Regions from separate parts of the Mus musculus genome. Here region 2 is linked to region 1. The links are chromatin loops, found by intact Hi-C in ENCODE. Cell type or tissue: heart. All regions are shown on one strand. Each heading gives the region's core, and the rest is flanking DNA. Links, peaks and the distances in the headings are about the cores only.

Region 1 (5,511 bases), core at 651-4,650:
GACCCCTCTTTATTCCAGCTCTGTATTGAGAGCGGGACTACAAGCTCCCGTTCTAAAGAACCACTGGGTCACCAGCTCTGACCTCAGCTATGGCAGATCACTGAAGGAAGACGTTAGTACATGGCACCCGACACAGCTGAGGGTACAGGTTCTTGACTCACCCCAGGAGACAGAAGGCTCAGGAGCTGCCATCCCCCAAGACTGGTCCATGAGGGTACCTACAGAGAAGGATCAGATTATGACTGTGGTACAAAACAGTGACTAAATGTAACACAAGAAAAAAGGAGCATGACAAAGTCCTACACAGAACCCAAGGGCATCTAAAAAACAATCCAACATAAGCTGGATCTGCATAGGAGACACCTGTAGACTGTAGACTATGATCTAACAACAAGGCAATGAAAAACAGAACCCTCTGAATGGCTGAATACGTTTCTGATAAGATGTATCACCACCTAATTCTTAATTTTAAGTAGGATACTGCCTTGATGTCTATGGTGATGAAAACAAAGATAAAACTATCACATATCATTATTAACATTGTTTTAAAAATACAGATTAATATTAATAAGTGAAATACAGTATTAACGGTGAAAAACACAAGAGAACTAAAAACATTTTGACTGTATATATTGTCTTCAAAAGAGTTCTATGAGTTACTAGAATATCTTATAGAGGTCCGTTTTAGAAGCTGACTATCAAATATACAAAACTTACCTTGTTGTTTACGAATACATTTCCTCTTAACGACTACCCTGTTCTAATTTTGTACCAAGACAGCTAGACTGTCTATTATCTCCCAAAGCTGGCAGCCCTTTCTCAGCCCTGACCTACAGTAAGCCTCCTGTAGGGAAAGGTGCAGAGGAAAAAAAAAAAAAAAAAAAAAAAAGCAAGATTTGGACTCACCCCAGGAGGGCCATGGGTTGATGGCAGCCATTCCTGAGGATTAACCAGCCAGGGTCCTGCCCAGGAGCACTGCAAGTATCAGCCTAGAGACAAAGCGAAGAAAAAAAAAAAAAAAAAAAAAGGCAAAATTGGTCCAGTCTCACAAAAAGTCCAGCGAGAACAAAAACAAAGAGAACACATCCACAAAGTTAACAAGACCCCTAAGAAGCATGATAAAAACAAACAAACAAAAAAACCGCGCGCGCACACACACACAAACACACACACACACATTGTGCAGTAAGTGGAGCACAAGTAATACCAGCAATGGGGAGGCAGACAGGAGAATCCCTGGGAATTTCTGACAAGTCAATAGAGTGGAATTAGAAGCTTCCTGGTTCAGAAAGAGACCCTGTCTCAAAGCCAAGATAGAGAGCCACTGAAGAAGATACCTAATACTAACCACATAGTTATCACTGACACAGACACACTTTGGGATAAAGTGTGATCGTCTGCAAAGGTTAAAGCCAAACAACAGCCATCACCACCTGCAAGATCTTCCAGACTCAAGCCCATCGATCCCCTCTCCCCTCCCGTAGTCGCGTCAGAGACAAAAAAAAAAAAAAAAAAAAAAAAAAAAGTCTAGAGTCAGACCCCACAAATGCATGGATTCCGGGTCTTTGTGTGAGGTCCGCAACCGCTTGGTACTGAGTTTGGTACTAAGCACTGGCACACTTACAGAGAGAGACTCAGATACCCTAGGATTTGAGTCAAACAAAGCTCAAGGCAAGCAAGTTGTAAGAATCCTACACCCCCCCCCCCCCCCCCCATAACTCAAGGCAAGCAAGTTGCAAGAACCATGCACGCACACCCTAACGGGACAGCACACACACACCCTCTTGTCACTTCAAATTTAAAAGAACCTGAGCCTTTCCCAAGTCAGGTTTGACGCCCTTTACAGATCTTTGCTTGGAAGGGACCGGTTAAGAGCCTGGCTCTCCTTCAGGGCCTCCGCAACCAGGTCGCTCCAGGCGCTGGTTTCAGCAAGCTTCCCGCCTTACCTGGCTCGCGGCCACTGGCCCTGATTGCACTGCGGCTGAGCTGGCTCGGGGCTGCTGCACCGAGCGTCTGGCTTCTGTCCTGCACCGAGACAACGTCCCAGGCCTGGCCGACTCGGCCCACTAGGGCCGGCCTTTCCCAGTCTGTAGAAACAGCGCACCCAGACCCGGGACCTGGAGGGTCGAGGGCAATGGGGGCACCGAGTCGGCGAGAGAAGAGAAGGCACCCGTTGCACCCCGGCACTGAGCCAGCCCTGGCCGCAGGCGCCGCTTCTCCGTGGCCGTTCCAACGACCTGCCAGGCTCTCCGTGACAACGACATCGGTAGCCCTTCGGTCCGGAATAAGGCCTTACTTTGGCCGCGGACAATGGCGGCCGCACCCCCCAGAGTCGACCAGGACACACCGCGAGGACTATTGGGAGTTGTAGTTTCAAAGAGACGCGCTTCTCGCTGCTACCGGAAGTCGGCCAAGGCCATTTTCAGAGCCTATTCTTCCCAAGTACCGCTCTTGAAGCACCCAGACTCTTAGGTTCCGCTTGTTTCCGAGGCCTAGAAGGGCGGTGGTTCTCTCATTTGCCATCACTCCCCAGGTGATGACAGCAGGATAGTTTGGTAGGCCAGGACCTCAGTTTGAGTCTCAGTAAAATTGCAGCTCAAGCAAGGTAGCTACTTTAAAGTCGGAGCTTGATGAGGGTGAGTGATCTCTAGGAAGCACTTCCCTCAACCTTGACAAAATTGAGAACGTGGTTGTTATTATACCTTTATTTTATTTTTAGACGAAGAACATAATTCTGACTGGCCCCTTGCATATGATTGTTGGAGATTAAATTTCAATGCATGAGTTTTGGAGGTGACAAAAATATACAAACCATAATCTTTATCTTCATTTTTGTTTCCTGATGCCTTTAGATCAAATATGACATGAGAGTTCAAACTTGAACAGAGCCATCAAGTCTTATTTTGGAACGTAAATTCATATCCTGTTTTATACTGACATACTGAATTTTTTGAAACTGGCATTAAGTGATTGAATTTCATAAAATTTACCATCTTTAAAAGACAATAAAGGTTCTTTATTATCAGTCCCTGAAAATGTAAAGTGATAGCTTTGAACTAACTTTTCCCCTTTCCTTTTGTCTCTTGGTCTTAAGAAACGTCAGTTGCAAAAGGCATAGTAACTTGCAGTTTGAGACACTTCTTTGCTAGTATTTCTTGAGCAAATACATGTATCATTACTAAACCCTAAGAAACTGCAAATTTCTTTCTTCCATACAGTTACAAGAACAGAGAGATTTTCTGCACAGACTTAAAATAACAAAGTCAAAGATCTTTAGGTAGTATTAGTATAAAGAAAACAAAACAGGGTGTTTGGATTGAGATTTTGGGGAGAGGCACTCAGAGGTGGCTGGTATCCAAAAGTGATATTGTGTTCAGATCTGAAAGAAAAGAAACCACCTAGTGACTGTATGAGGAAGACATCTTTAAGCATAGAGAACAGCAAGTGTTAAGGCCTCAAAGCCAAATTGGCCTTTTCCTGTTAGAGGAGATTGGAGTCTAGGAGTAGGAGTGAAATGAGATGAGCTTCAGGGTACAGAGGCAGCATCAGGGGGTGGTGCATTAAGGTGGTTTGAGGAAACTGAGGCAAGTCCCATTGTTCTCTAAGTTGTGAACTATGGTTTGAATTTTATTCAGGTAACAAGAGGAAGCCAGTGAAGGACATGTAGAGACCTGATATGAAAATCTAAAGAGTAAGAGACTACCAATGCCAGCTCTATTATACTATACCCAGCAAAACTTTCAATCAGTAGAGATTGAGAAAAAAAGATATTATTTATTATTAGATATTTTCTTCATTTACATTTCAAATGCTATCAAAAAAGTCCCCTATACCCTACCCCCGTCCTGCTCCCCTACCCACTCACTCCCACTTCTTGGCCCTGGCTTTCCCTGTACTGGGGCATATAAAGTTTGCTAGACCAAGGGGCCTCTCTTCCCAATGATAGCCAACTAGGCCATCTTCTGCTACATATGCAGCTAGAGAATGAGTTCTGAGGGTACTGATTACTTCATATTGTTGTTCCACCTATAGGGTTGCAGACCCCTTCAGATCTTGGGTACTTTCTCTAGCTCCTCCATTGGGGGCCCTGTGTTCCATCCTATAGATGACTGTGAGTATCCACTTCTGTATTTGCCAGGCACTGGTAAAGCCTCACAGGAGAGAGCTATATCAGGGTCCTTTCAGCAAAATCTTGCTGGCATATGCAATAGTGTCTGCATTTGGTGGCTGATTATGGGATGGATTCCCGGGTGGGGCAGTCTCTGTATGGTCCATCCTTTCATTTTAGCTTCAAACTTTGTCTTTGCAACTCCTTCCATGGATATTTTATTCCCTATTCTAGGGAGGAATGATGTATTCACAAGTTGGTCTTCCTTCTTGAATTTATTGTGTTTTGGAAGTTGTATCTTGGGTATTCTAGGTTTCTGGGCTAATATCCACTTATCACTGAGTGCATATCAAGTGACTTCTTTTGTGATTGGGTTACCTCACTCACGATGATATCCTCCAGATACATCCATTTGCCCAAGAATTTCATAAATTCATTGTTTTTAATAGCTGAGTAGTACTCCATTGTGTAACTGTACCACATTTTCTGTATCCATTCCTCTGTTTAGGGACATCTGGGTTCTTTCCAGCTTCTGGCTATTATAAATAGGGCCGATATGAACATAGTGGAGCATGTGTCCTTATTACCAGTTGGAACATCTTCTGGGTATATGCCCAGGAGAGGTATTGCTGGATCTACTGGTAGTACTATGTCCAGTTTTCTGGGGGAACCTCCAGACTGACTTCCAGAGTGGTTGTACAAGCTTGCAATCCCACCAGCAATGGAGGAATGTTCCTTTTTCTCCACATCCTCGCCAGCATCTGCTGTCACCTGATTTTTTGATCCTAGCCATTCTGACTGGTGTGAGGTGGTATCTCAGGGTTGTTTTGATTTGCATTACCCTGATGATTAAGGATGTTGAACGTTTTTTCAAGTGCTTCTCAGCCTTTCACTATTCCTCGGTTGAGAATTCTTTGTTTAGCTCTGTACCCCATTTTTAATGGGGTTATTATTAATGGGAAATTTCTGGAGTTCAGCTTCTTGAGCTCTTTGTATATGTTGGATATTAGTCCCCTAGCAGATTTCGGATTGGTAAAAATTCTTTCCCAATCTGTTGGTGACCTTTTTGTCTTATTGACAGTATCTTTTGCCCTACAGAAGCTTTGCAATTTTATGAGGCCCCATTTGATCTTACAGCACAGGCAATTGCTGTTCTGTTTAGGAATTTCCCCCCTGTGCCCATATCTTTGAGGCTTTTCCCCACTTTCTCCTCTATAAATTTCAGTGTCTCTGGTTTTGTGTGGAGTTCTTTGATCAACTTAGACTTGAGCTTTGTACAAGGAGATAAGAATGGATCAATTCACATTCTTCTACATGATAACCACGAGTTGTGCCAGCACCATTTTTTGAAAATGCTGTCTTTCTTCCACTGGATGGTTTTAGCTCCCTTGTCAAAGATCAGG
Region 2 (4,755 bases), core at 1-4,000, 550 kb before region 1:
TCTGTACATTGAAGGAAATAGGTACTGAGCCTAGGCCTTTTATATACACATTCCTATACTTAGGTTAGTAGCCAATGCCTATAGTCCCCTCATTAAGGGAGGTTTGAGGCAGAATTGTCAGTAGGAGGCTACTTTGGGCTATATATGGGCTGAGGAGTGATATCCCTAAGAGAGGGGTGAGATTTTGGAGGGGCAAGTGACCTTAAGTATAACCTCACAGCGTCATCCTTCTCTTGCCCACTCGGCAGGATGCTGTTCGAATCATGGCAAAAGACCTGGTGCGTACCCGGAGATATGTACGCAAGTTTGTGTTGATGCGGGCCAACATCCAAGCTGTGTCCCTCAAGATACAGACTCTAAAATCCAACAACTCAATGGCACAAGCCATGAAGGGTGTTACTAAGGCCATGGGCACTATGAACAGACAGGTTTGTCCCTCCCAATCCACTTTCCCATCCCCATTGACCTTCAAGCAGGTCACTTACCCTCCCTGCCTTCTTCCAGCTGAAATTACCCCAGATCCAGAAGATCATGATGGAGTTTGAACGGCAGGCAGAGATCATGGACATGAAGGAAGAAATGATGAATGACGCAATTGATGATGCCATGGGTGATGAGGAAGATGAAGAGGAGAGGTGTGAGACTTTGACAGGAAGGCAGGGATATTTACCAGGACCCTTACCCATTCGTAGTCCTGATGAGTTCTTTTTCTTTCCTAGTGATGCTGTTGTGTCCCAGGTCCTGGATGAGCTGGGACTGAGCCTCACAGATGAGCTGTCAAGTGAGTGTTCCAAATCCACCTATTTTCCCACCCAAAGCTCAGCCACAACACAAAGCACAGCCCTTGACCCTCAACTCTCTCTGCAGACCTTCCCTCCACTGGAGGCTCACTCAGTGTGGCAGCTGGTGGGAAGAAAGCAGAGGCCACAGCCTCAGCCCTGGCTGATGCTGATGCAGACCTGGAAGAGAGGCTCAAGAACCTTCGCAGGGACTGAAAACACCCCACCCCAACTCAGTGCATCCTGTCCCCCTGTAATAAAGAAATTTGGACACTAATTTACCAAGGCTGTGAGCTTATGACTAGTGACAATGGGACCCAAATTCCAGGCTCGAGTGAAGATGATTGTGCTTAATACAAAAGGCTCTGAGCACGCTCAGGTGCAGGCTCCACACTAGGGCCACCAGTTAGCAAGTTAAACCAGTGACCCAAGTGGGCGCAGCATCCAGTTAATGCATATATACCTCTCCACCTAACACATACTAACCAAACAATCCATGGCAACAGATGAGATTTAAAGTGGTAACTGTCCACCAACTTGGGATATGAAACTCAGTTATGGGTCATAGAAAGGAATGCTATGCTAAATTTGAGTGCTAATGCACACCTTTAATCCTGGCACTCTAGAGGTAGATCTGAGTTAAAAGCCAGCCTCATTTACAGATGTCCAGGATAGCCAGACAATGTCTGTAAAAACAACCCTTTGAGGGGGGCTCAGCGCTTTAAAAGCACTGACTGCTCTTCCAAAGGTCATAAGTTCAAATCCCAGCAACCACATGGTGGCTCACAACCATCTGTAATGAGATCTGATGCCCTCTTCTTGGAGTGTCTGAAGAAATAATATTTAAAAAAACAAAAAAACCCTTTGAGAATCTCACACAACCCACTTTGATTAAATGTAAGCAGTTGATTAAATGTAAGCAGTTAAGTTGCTTCGTGTCTAAATTTGTATCTGGCCACTGGGAGGCACTGCACACCTGAGGCCTCCATCCAAACTCTGTCTCAGAGTTTCTCTGTATAGCCCTGGCTCCTGGAACTCACTTTGTAGACCAGGCTGGCCTGGAACTCAGAAATCCGGCTGCCTCTGCCTCCCAAGTGCTGGGATTAAAGGCGTGCACCACCACGCCGGGCTCCATCCAAGTCTTACCAAGGACAGTGTACAAATGTTTCACCTGGCCAAAAAGAGGGAAGTAAGGTCACCTGTAGAATGAGTCTTAAAACCTCAGGAACAGTCCCCAGACAGCTGAGGCATGAGCAACTGACTCAGTGAAGTTTTTATTAAATCCACAGAAGTAAAAACCATTTTGTGAAGAGGGACTGAGGGGACGATGGGGCCAGCAAGAACAGGAGTCAGGCCACCAAAGGACAGGGTATGGGGTGAAAATACAGAGACCAGAGCTGGACTGGGCTGACCACAAGAGCCCCAGCTTCAGGGGCCATCACCAGGGCCAGAGAGCTCCTGAGAACTTAGGCCAGCACTGGGAAGGTTCAATGGTGGTGGTTCTACCAGCACAGCAGAAAACTTGGTGTCACCAAAGGCATCATTCATGCGTGTCTCAAAGAAGCGCTGCAAGCCGATGATGGACTGAACATCTGCCTTGTCCTGTTCCAATTAAGAATACACACGTGAGTGGGTCCTGGCTTTTCTTTCCCCTGCCTGCTATACTCCCCCACCCCCGGCTTCATTCTGCAGGCTCACCTCAGTCAGCTTGTTGAACTGTTTGAACATGCGGCCCACATCTTGAGCAAACTCCTGGGGGGAGCTATAAGGAGGTGACAGCTTCTCTTGGAGGCGAGCACGAATCAAGGTCAGGTCTAGGGTACCACCAGGCTGCTCCTGTAGGGAGAGACAACATAGACATTGAGGGGGGTCACCACCTCTTGGCACCTGCAACCTCTCCTGTTCTGGGACTTACCATGGAGAATGTAGAGTCGGTAGCCAGCTGATGCAAGGGACGGCATGGTTCATGGCAGAACAGGGCCAGGAGAACACGCTCACATTTCTAGACAATACAAGAGATATCAGAGTTGTAGCTTGGAAAGCTTCAGCTACTGGGCCACACAACACATGCATTCAGCTCTTACCCGCTGGTTGGCTGGTGAGAGTTTAGCTACCACACCAGTGCTATCTGCTCCATCCAGGCTGAGGCTTCCATCTTCCTCCTTTAGGTCAGGGAGCACGTGGCAGAGTGAGCAACTCCATTCCTCCCTAGGATGAGGAAGATTAGGAAATGTAAAAGATGACAACCAGCTCTCTCTCCACAATCTATCTGATCCTGCCCAGCCTCACACATACCCTGGAACATCCTGCAGGGCAGGGAGGTGGCAATCCAGGTGGAAGCAAAATTCGCACTGGTTACACATGACCAGGTCACCTGGTTTCTGGCAGACACGGCAGATAGTGGCACTGTCATCCAGGATACCTGGCCCACTTACTGGGGCTGAGGTAACCTCAGGAGCCACCACCTCCAAGCCTGAGCTGGTACTGCCACTAGGTGAAGCTAGACGAGGTCCCTCGGCACCAGGACCTTCAGTCAGAGGCATCAACACAGGCTTGGTTTCAGGACCCTCGGGGGCAGCCGGGGGAGCTCCAATAGCAGCTTCTGTCTCTTCTTCCTATAAGACAGTTTGATTCTTAGTATCAAAATCTTAGGGTGACAGGTTTCACTCTCTAAGGACCATCCTGTACATCTTACCTTGACAATGGCCATGCCAGGAAGGGGTGGGGCACCAGGGGCTCCTGGTGGCACAGTCCCAGCCTGACCAGCAGCTGCTGCAGCAGCACCACGCTCAATAACAATCAGATTGTAGTCCTCAGTAGTGCTTCCAGGAAAGACCTTGAAGACTGGTGGCTGGCTGTCAGAGGTGAGGTCCAGATCCAGGCGTTCAAGGCTCACACGTGGCACCTTCCTTAAGAGGCCACTTACCTCTCCCTCACCAGAGCGGGACCTGTTAAGTGTATCTTGTCATGAGCTCACATATATTCCTACCACACCAATACTGTACCCACCTGCTACTTCAATGGGCTGCCACACTTACCGCTTCATGCCTGATACATGCGGCTCTGCACTTGAATAGGGATCATCTGCTCAGAAGACAAAAGAGTTGGCAGAAAAGACAGAGACGGGGTACTCACCCAGCCCAATTTCCAAGGCACAACTACTTACCTGACCCAAAGCCATATCCCTCTTGTACTTCCATGGGCTAGAGACAGAACAGAACATGTGCCATCAGCAAGGTACAGTAGCCCCCATGGCCCTCATTCTCACTCATTCCCTCTCCTTTGTTTCTCTCCCCAGCTCACCTGGCTACTGCCAGAACCTTGCTTGCTTAGAGGGCCTGGGGCTCTTGGAGGAGCCATGGGCCCAGGACCTGTGGAGTTCGTACCAGGACGCTCAGCCACAATCTTGCCTGAATGAAGATAAGAGAATTCCCATTGGGCACAATAATAAATACTGCCTCACCTCAAATGCTCCCATGGTCCAAGCAAAAAAAAAGGGCTAAGCAACCTACCAAAGGCTTCAGCACTCTTGGTCCAGGCATTGAGATCCCACTGAAACTTCATCTCACCATGAGGCTCCACAGGATCCACAATCATTTTGAGGGCCCGATGCAGCTGGAAATAGATCTAATGGGGGAGAGGGTGCAAAAATATGGCATATGAGCATACTTGGCAACTTATAAGGTCTTAAGGTGCTGAGGGGCCACCTAGCTGAATGAAGCCCACCACTACACACCAGCTTCTTAGAGAGCAAGAGAGCTGTATTGTTATCACTCTCCAGAGCCCAAGAGGCAAAACGCAAAATGTGTTCCTGGTGCTTCTGAATTTTGGTCATGGTCCAGTGCTGGCGCTCCAGACGTTCCTGCTGACCCTCGGTCACCTTCTGCAATTCAAGGAAAACAGTCTCGTTAGGGAAAGCAGAGAGCACTAGGATCCTTCTCCACCCTGCAGTGTCATGTCAGCTGCCAGCACAAGT

Evidence for each region. A loop is a pair of places that touch in the nucleus more often than their neighbours do. Peaks named below come from ENCODE experiments on the same cell type or tissue, not always from the same donor. Only the 100,000 strongest peaks of a DNase experiment are listed, where the experiment ranks them.
Region 2: a loop joins it to region 1, with 2.9 times the contacts of the local background. A loop is called at or near these places in 4 of 42 quality-filtered maps.

Annotation. Positions count from the first base shown.
Region 1 is chr7:12,475,142-12,480,652 of GRCm38, reverse strand. It overlaps Zfp606 (zinc finger protein 606), which reads right to left and starts at 2,348. Exons shown (of 7, transcript NM_026112.4): 1 at 1,947-2,348; 2 at 907-989; 3 at 162-218. The coding sequence starts at 937. In heart, for the core only: a CTCF peak has its summit at 2,398; DNase peaks (open chromatin) are centred at 2,122 and 2,372; H3K4me3 peaks cover 1,790 bases; H3K27ac peaks cover 1,542 bases.
Region 2 is chr7:13,028,315-13,033,069 of GRCm38, reverse strand. Trim28 (tripartite motif-containing 28) reads right to left here. Exons shown (of 17, transcript NM_011588.3): 7 at 4,516-4,662; 8 at 4,292-4,406; 9 at 4,083-4,189; 10 at 3,946-3,982; 11 at 3,818-3,863; 12 at 3,475-3,727; 13 at 3,075-3,394; 14 at 2,864-2,987; 15 at 2,695-2,781; 16 at 2,478-2,615; 17 at 2,038-2,381. The coding sequence ends at 2,208. It overlaps Chmp2a (charged multivesicular body protein 2A), which reads left to right. Exons shown (of 6, transcript NM_026885.3): 3 at 249-428; 4 at 505-635; 5 at 720-781; 6 at 868-1,064. The coding sequence ends at 995. Among named protein-coding and RNA genes, the nearest start is that of Chmp2a, 4.1 kb to the left of the region's middle. In heart, for the core only: a CTCF peak has its summit at 1,729 (motif pointing right); no DNase peak of the experiment used is centred there.